2 separate regions of the Homo sapiens genome follow, and region 1 is linked to region 2. Evidence: read pairs that join two places in POLR2A ChIA-PET (ENCODE). Cell type or tissue: B cell. All regions are shown on one strand. Each heading gives the region's core, and the rest is flanking DNA. Links, peaks and the distances in the headings are about the cores only. Region 1 overlaps IRAG2 (inositol 1,4,5-triphosphate receptor associated 2). Region 2 has its middle 83 kb from the start of KRAS.

Region 1 (4,399 bases), core at 315-4,314, 230 kb after region 2:
ATCAAAACCGTTGCTGATGGCAGCGCCCATTTAAATTATTTATCCTTACTTTTTACGTGTGGAGAAATTCTAATGTATCCTAAGTAGGGGAACACTAAGGTCAACTTCATGAGTTGGATTAAATATATTCTGTCATCTCAGTAATCTAAATTGAGTTAATAAATTTTTGGTGTCATTACTAAAGAATCCTTCATGTGTCCCAACCTGTTTTCTGACACCTCACTTTTAGCTATATAAATAACAGGAATGAATTATTTTTCTAATATAAAGTTAACCTAAGAGTTTTATTATACTGAAGTAATAATAAGACTTAGCAAAAAAGAGGAGAATGTAGAAAAACACAACTAATACTATTATCATAAACTTTTATTACCATCATCTTCAAGAGGATTGAAAGACCTTTCATTCTGCAGAAGAACCTGTTTCAGTTCTTCTAATTCAGCGTGCTCTTTGGCATACATCCTCTTCAAGTTTTCTACGTGCTGAATCATCACTTCAACTGCTTTACTAACCCGGCTTTCCTAGCAAGAGAAAAAACGAGCACATTTACATTGAAAATACTACTCTCAATTAAAAGATGGTGATTAAACACATTTACCTTCACTCCATTCCTAAATCCCACTAAAGTGGCAATAAATGTTTTTTTTTTAAAAAGACATGCATCTACAGGGGCAAACAGAAGAGAATATGACAACAAGACTTTGAAAGCTGGATAGAAGGACTAGTGGCAAATGACTAAGACCTGGAAAAGCTGAACCCTAAAAAAGGCAGTAAGAAAAGCCTAGAAGCAACCTACACTGCACCTCAGTAAGGTTGATGGTGGGTATGTGAACAGAAGAAATGGTTGAAAGTCTGTGTAAAAAAAAAAAAAAAGATTAGGTCCAGAGACTCCTTCCTTACTGTGGCCAGCACAGCAATTTTCCCTCCACTATTTTGGTGAAAGACTACATACAGTTGGATATCTAGAGAGAGTTAACTTGAGGTTCTGTGGATTGGGAAAGAACAGATAGTTGATGATGGATCTATCATGCTGAAAACAACAGATTTAAGCAACAACTTATATGCATATTGAATATTGAGATCCAGCCTTATTCCTCCTTCCAGCCTCCAAACACTGGCAGCCAGAGTTACACCCTCAAGGCAGGCAGTTGGAAGGTTTTTCTCTGGGGATTCTAATATTCTAAGATAAAAGTCCTATAACTAATGACATTAGGAGTACCCCAGTGAAACATCTGGAATGTTCATAGTCCTATGAATATTTGTGTACAAGTATCTGAGTGCCTGTTTTCAATTCTTCTGGGTATACATCTAGGAATGAAATTGCTGAGTCATATGGTAATTCTATGTTTAACTTTTAAGGATCCACCAAACTGTTTTCCACGGTGGCTGGACCATTTCACATCTCCCAGCAACGTACAGTGTTTGCAATCTCCCCACATCCTCACCAACACTATTCCTTCTTTGCTTCCTCCCTCCCTCCTTCCTTCCTTTCCAACTTCCTTACTTCCTTTCTTCTTTCACCATAGCCATCCTCGTGGGTGTGAAGTGGTATCTCATTGTGGTTTTGATTTGTATTTCCCTAATACATTTAAGGATGTTAAATATCTTTTTACCTGCTTATTGACCATTTGTGTATCTTCTTTGAAGAAATGTCTATTGAAGTCTTTTGCCCATTTTTTTTTTTTTTTTTTTTTTTTTCAGATGGAGTCTCACTCTTGTTGCCCAGGCTGGAGTGCAATGGCACGATCTCGGCTCATTGCAACCTCTGCCTCCCGGGTTCAAGTGAGTCTCCTGCCTCAGTCTCCCGAGTAGCTGGGATTATAGGCACGTGCCACCACACCTGGCTAATTTTTGTATTTTTAGTAGAGACGGGGTTTTACCACGTTGGCCAGGCTGGTCTCAAACTCCTGACCTCATGATCTGCCCATCTTGGCCTCCCAAGGTGCTAGGATTACAGGCGTGAGTCACCGCGCCCGGCCACACATCCTTTCAAACCACAGTAAGACATTGGGTTTTACCCCAAGTAAACTGAGGAGCTTTAGGACGCTGAACCAAAAAGTAACACAATCTAATTTTAAAAGGATTACTCTGGCTCCTTTATTAAGAACAGACTATGTTGGGAGGAGGGATTGGAATTGGATGGAAGCAGGGAGACCATATAGGAACCTATTGCATTAATCTGGACAAAACAGAATGGAGGCTTAGATCAAGATGGTAACAGTAGAAAGGGAAATAAATGGTTGAATTCTGAATATATTCTGACAATTCAGCCAATAGGATTTTCTGTAGGATTTAATGTGAAGTGAGAGAGAAAGGTGTTGAGAATTACCCCAGCTCCCTCTGCCCCTATTTTGGCCTGAGCAACTAAAAGGACAGAGCTGCCCTTGAGTGAAGTAAGGAGCTTATGCATGGGGTAGGTTTGGTGGGGGGACCATGAACAGTCAGTTTTGAATGGTAGGTTTGAGTTTATCAAACATCCAAGTGGAACTGTTGAGTCAGCAGTAGCATACTCTGCTCTGGAGCTCAGGGGAGTGGGTTAGGCTAAACATATGAATTTGAGAGTCCTCAGGTGACTGCAAGGGATCACAGGGGGATTGCGTGCACATGGAGATCAGATGTGCACGAGTGGAGTCCTGGGGCTCTTCAATATTCAGAGGTCCAGGAGAAGGGGTAGAACTGCAGGAAGCCTAGAAGGAGCAGCCCGTGATGTAGAGAAAAGCTAGAGGACATGGTGCCTGGAAGCTAAGTGAGGAAAGCATTTCCAGGAAGAGGAAGACATCAGCCATGCCAGATGAGGACTGAGAAACTGAATTTGGTAATGTGGAGGTCACTAGTGACCTTGGAAAAATCTGCTTTGTGGAAGCAAAAGGCTGATACAGAGTGGGTTGGAGAGAACGTGGGAGGAGGGAGACTGAACACAGTGAGTACCATTCTGTCGAGGTTTGCTGTAAATGGGAGCAGAGAAACAGGGTGGTGGCCAGAAAAGAAAGGATAAAAAGTTATTTTGTTTGTGTTTGTTTTGTGTTATTATTCCCATCTAGAAAACAACATATTATTTGTGTGCTGATAGAAATGGTTCAGTAGAGTGGAGAAAATGTAAATGGAGAAAAGTCAGGAGAATTTGGTCCCATGACTCTGAGTAAATTAGTCGGGAAGGCTCCCATCTACAGTGGGGAAGGCTGGCCTTGGATAGGGTTAGAGACAACGCATCTTTAGGAACAAGAGCAAGGGAGTGTGTAAGGATTCACACGCTGGGAGGCTTTGTGGCAGTTTCCTTTGATTGTCCCAGTTTCCTCAGTGAGGTTGGAAGCAGTCATTACCTGTGTTTGAGAGAGAATATGGGGAAAGACATGACAGTGGTTTGAGGAGAAAGGAAAGGGTGGGAAATTGATATTTAAAAGAGAAGGAGGGTGATTGAGGGGAAGCCCCAAGGACCCGCTTGAGGTTTGTGATAATGAATTCAAAGAGAAACAGGTCAGCATGGGAATGTGACATTTTCCAGCTATGCAGGCATGAGAGGTGGAGAAGCGGATTTACTTGTAGATTCGCCAAATGAGTAAGACAAAGCAAGAAAGGGGTAAGTGATGAGGGGACATGCAAGGTAGTGAAAACTATGTTTAACTGTGGAGTATAAGCTTGGCCAGGAAAGCAGGATGGCCAACAGTAGCTTGAGGGACAGTGAAAAGGTGTGATGGGCCAGAGATTGATAAAAGAACTAAATATTTGTCTTCGTAGTGGAAGAGCAACAGATAATACCTAAAACTGAAAATAAATCACTAAATGGCAGCATGAGCATGTTATTGAAAAATGTGAATGCAAATACAAAACAAATAAGACAAAAAGTTGAAAGTTGTTTCTCTGGATCACGGGAAATTAGTAAGGCTTATAGAGCTGATTGACCTTTTAAAAAACTATGTGCATATATAACTTTAGTAAAAATGAAACAAAGAATAACAGTATTCTCTAGTGAGGGGTTAAAAAGGAACTAAGGTGTGAAAGTATATAACAAATGATCAAACTAAAATTACTACCACAATTAAATTTCTCCTTAAGAAAATATATTTTAACAAGTCTGCTTAGGTATAGATTTAAAAAATTCATATCTCCCCAGGTTTGCCCACAAAGAAATTTTGGAATTCTACTTCTCTAAGGACAAATACACACAGATGCATATACAAGGATATTTACTGGAGCATTGTTTATAACAGAAAAATACCAAAAACATCCTGAAATGATTGAATACAAGGAATTGGTTAAATAATTTATATCTACTCAACCAGTAGAATACCATAAAATGGTGACATGTGAGTATATAATTATATCACACAGAAAGTTACCTATGTTGTATGATGAATAAAAAGCAGATTATAACACTATATAAGGGATTATAAACACTATA
Region 2 (4,399 bases), core at 141-4,140:
TCCGAGACTGCACGATCTAGAAAAAGTAGCCACCAGCACCACCTATCCCAGCTCTACCCATTCATCTCTATCTCATCACCTTGTTGTCTTTTATTCGTAGTACTTTTCACTATATGAAGTTATAGCATGTGCTTAGAACTGTGTCTGAAACAGAAAGTGCTTAATAATTAGCTGTTGAACCAATGTACATGGAGTGTTTGGATCCCTCAAAACTCTTCTCCCTCCCATCCTGACCTAAAAAAGTTCTAGAGAGTTCTATTGTTAAAGTCATTCCTTTTAGTAAAGTTATAAATATTCAAGAAATCTGATTATAAAGCAAATGTGATATTTGGACAAAGATAACATTAGCCGAGGGGTACCCATTAACACCTTGATAAATGCCACTTTTCCTGATGAGCGATTTTTATCTAATTAGAAAAAACAAAGCCCTGAGTGATGGGGAGAAGTTGGCTAGATGGCTTAGAGTAAGACTGGTGGAGTTCAGAGCAGCGACTGTGAAAGTGAGAATCCCAAGAAGCTAGTTTCCTGGACCTGAATGTGAGAAGGGGCAGGGGCATTAAATGGCTGAGTTTGACCTCTCTAACCTTTTGTCTAGGATTTGACCAAGCCCAGTGGCTACTTATCCTCCCTTCTCTTCCCTGTGCCTTCACCCTGTGATTTTCTCATCACCTTTTACATTCATCTACTAAGAAAGAATGCTTTCTATGCATTTTAGTTTCTTTTTCCTTCCAAAAAGGATCATCCAGTATATTATTTGTATAATGCAATCTTAGATCTACAAATTTTTCTAATGTCGACCTACAATTTTCTTGCTGTAGCTCATTCTGCCTTTGCACTATCTGTAAAGGAAAGAAAATGTCTGTTTAGTATATACTTCATAGAATATCTCTTCCTATATTTAAAGATCCTTAAATTCTACACTTCATAGGTCAGCTGAAGAATTTTTAAAATAAGCTTTATTTGCTTTATAAGGGGGCCAGTTATTGGAAGAACTTCAACCAGTATTTAAAAGCCAACTTTAGTCAAACCACTTTGTCTAGACACTTCACCTCAGTTTTCTGCAGTTTAAATATCCCACATCTTTAAGCCTTTCCCTATGGGGCCTCTTTCACAGAACTTTAATTAGTTTTGTGGTTCTTTCATAAAGTCATCTCAATTCTTTTTTCCCCCTCTGGTAATGAAAGCTTTTTTCCTCTAATATAAAAGCTTTCCAACCAATGGATTTCGTTTGAATCTCTGGATATCCAAAGCATGCATTTATATCCTCACTGAAGAAAATTATATAACTTTCTATTTTTCTTCTATGTACCTTTAAGTGATTTATTTTTTCGCCTATAATTTTATTATGCTAATCAGCTCATAAACATGGTCAGAGTGTGTGCCCTAGACCTAGACTATTCAAAATTCAGTAAGAAGAGAAAAGAGAGAGAGAGAGACAGAGACAGAGAGATTAGAAAGAAATATTTAAAATGTGTTGTTAGGATAACTTTGTGATTACTCAGGGATAGAGAATTTAAAATTTCAAATATAGACAGCCTAATAGGTACTAAAAGCCTAGAATTGTGCATTTATATTAATTCTAAGTGAGTATTTTTTTTGGCGTCTTTGAAAGAGAATTTTCTGTGTAAAAATGATTATTTTGAACTTTTAAATTAAAATGACAAGTTCTAAACAGTAGCTCTTCATTAAGGTGTTAAATTCAAAGAATTATTCAAAAGTCCAGTAATTAATAACAATTATATTTAGGGGCCATCAATTATGTTTAATCTCATTTAAAGATAAAGGGGCTCCTTCGAATACCTTAAACTCTATAGATTTAAACATTCATTTTCTTTTCAACACTGTAATTGTCTGTTCTAACAAACAAACTTTCCTGGTACCAAATAAACCATGACTCTAATAAGCTTATAAATACAATGAGCTTTAGGATCTTTTCACTATTTTAATACATAGATCAGCTCAATAAAATTTCAACTTAAATCAAAAGTCTAAATCCATTACGTATAACATACATGTTTAAAATAGAAACTAAGAACTGATCTGTTAACTGTAATAGGCTAAATTATAAACATTGAAAGTACACATGGTGAAACCCTGTCTCTACTAAAAAATACAAAAATTAGCTGGGCATGGTGGTGGACTCTTGTAATCCCAGCCACTCGGGAAGCTGAGGCATGAGAATCACTTGAACCTGGGAGGTGGAGACTGCAGTGAGCTGAGATTGTGCCACTGCACTCCAGCCTGGGCGACAGAGTGAGACTGTCTCAAAAAAAAAAAAAAAAAGGAAGAAAAAGAAAGAACCAAAAATACTAAGCATACATAGATTTCCTAACACAAAATATGTTAATACCATGAAAAACTTTCTAAATCTTCGTAGAGTTGGAAGAGGCTTAGTCATCAAGGAAGTGATGATGTCATCCTTCACAGTTTGGAGGATTACCTCCCTGTGTAATTTATGGATTGACTTGCTGAAGCTTTGTGGGTGCCAGGTGATACAGGCTGAGACGACACTCGATCGGTGTTTATGACACTGAAAGGGCATACTGGCGTATTGAGCCCTATTTATAGCCTGAAACAGAGATTTCATCATTTGAAACAAAAGTCCTTAGATGTGAGTCATCTTATTACCTAATTTTCAAATCATATTGGGATCTGTAACACTCACTTTTGAAGCTTTCTCATTTGAGTGGATTGGATTTTATATTTCTTTGGCTTCTGAGATGTTCAAATGGCTTTTTTTTTTTTTTTTTTTTTTTTGAGACTGAGTTTTGTTCTTGTTGCCCAGGCTGAAGTGCAATGGCATGATCTTGGCTCACTGCAGCCTCCACCTCCCAGGTTCAAGTGATCTCCTGCCTCAGCCTCCCAAGTAGCTGGGATTACAGGAATGTGCCATCATGCCTGGCTAATTTTGTATTTTTAGTAGAGATGGGGCTTCACCATGTTGGCCAGGCCAGGCTTGAACTCCTAACCTCAGGTGATCTGCCCACCTTGGCCTCCCAAAGTGTTGGGATTACAGGCGTGAGCCACAGCACCCAGCCATTTAAATGTCTTTTTAGTCAAACTCCTGAATTCTTTACATGTACTTTTAAGTTTTAGAACAACGCAACTACTATAGATAATAAATTAATAATCCATTAAATTCTGGCTATGTCTTCTGATTTGTCTGATTATTTTACAAGTTCTAAGATCATCAAGCTGACACCTTGCACATCTCCTTCTAAAAATAAATCCTAAGGAAATATTCAGAGATGTGCAAAAGAATTCAACCACAGGGATTTCATCACAGTATTATTTTTAGTAGAAAATGACCTAAATGTCAAGCAAAATCTTTTGTTATTTTAAAATTCCATAAAGCTGGGAACCACAGTTTGTTCATTTTTGTTTCTTGTTTTGTCTAGGATTTACCTTATGGCATTGCACATAGAAGGTGCTCAATAAATGCTTATTAACGGAATAGGTAACTAAATAGTCTTGTGGACACCCCTCTGTAGCAACTGAGGCACTAGGAGTGTAGCTTGGGAGGGTTTTGTCTTTCAAAATCTCTCTGTGAGCCCTTCTTCAAAACGAATAGTTGATGTTTTTCAGGTCTTATGTCACATGCTTTACAAACTCACAGCTTTAATCCTCTCTTTGTAACAAGACATGACTTCTAAGCCCCTCTATGTAGAATTCTAGATCTGACACACCTCTGTAAGATGCAGTCTTGAAAAGAGGGAAGGAAAAGAAACTTCTTGATACCCTTTGTCACATTTGTTCTCTCACAGGAGAAAATGATGTGGAAAGGAGAATGGACCCCAAGCCAGCTAAGAGATAAATGCCTCTGCTCTGTTAACAATCATGTCAAATTCTTACATTTTCCAAAGTTTGTGCAATAGACATGTATTCCTTTTGGAATAAAGAAACATAGTGCTTTAAAAACTATGCTTAACTAATTCTATAATCTGCTTTCAATTTTTACTTATTCAATTTATTTATTTTCTGCCAGTGATCTAAAAGCTTTCGTTGTGCATTGTTCAATGGACACCTTAATACAGTTGCACACCTGGGCAGAGTGCTGAAACTCACTGTCATTGCAAACTTGACTTATACCATACTAAGAGTGAAACTGCTAACTCAAGAGTAAAAGACAGAAAATAGTCCAGAAGACAGCCCAAAGCTTCAATGACAGGGCTGGTCTGATTCTTGCAGGCTCTGCTCCCGTCCTCAGAGTGGAAAAATTCACAGGTTTGCAAATTCAAGGTCTTTCCCAAGGCTTCTAGTAAACAATTACAAAGTTCTTTTTTTTTTTTTTTTTTTTTTGAGATGGAGTCTGGTTCTCTCGCCCAGGCTGGAGTGCAGTGGCATGATCTTGGCTGACTGCAACCTCTGCCTCCTGGGTTCAAGTGATTTTCCTGCCTCA

The links. ChIA-PET counts read pairs that join two places held together with the same protein. Peaks named below come from ENCODE experiments on the same cell type or tissue, not always from the same donor. Only the 100,000 strongest peaks of a DNase experiment are listed, where the experiment ranks them.
Region 1: POLR2A ChIA-PET joins it to region 2 with 8 read pairs; 1 of 35 experiments calls an interaction of 5 or more read pairs at or near these places.

Annotation. Positions count from the first base shown.
Region 1 is chr12:25,097,300-25,101,698 of GRCh38, reverse strand. IRAG2 (inositol 1,4,5-triphosphate receptor associated 2) reads right to left here. Exons shown (of 22, transcript NM_001366544.2): 16 at 374-521. Among named protein-coding and RNA genes, the nearest start is that of IRAG2, 47 kb to the right of the region's middle. In B cell, for the core only: no CTCF peak of the experiment used is centred there; no DNase peak of the experiment used is centred there; H3K27ac peaks cover 3,178 bases.
Region 2 is chr12:25,332,088-25,336,486 of GRCh38, reverse strand. No RefSeq gene overlaps it. Among named protein-coding and RNA genes, the nearest start is that of KRAS, 83 kb to the right of the region's middle. In B cell, for the core only: no CTCF peak of the experiment used is centred there; a DNase peak (open chromatin) is centred at 2,456; H3K27ac peaks cover 365 bases.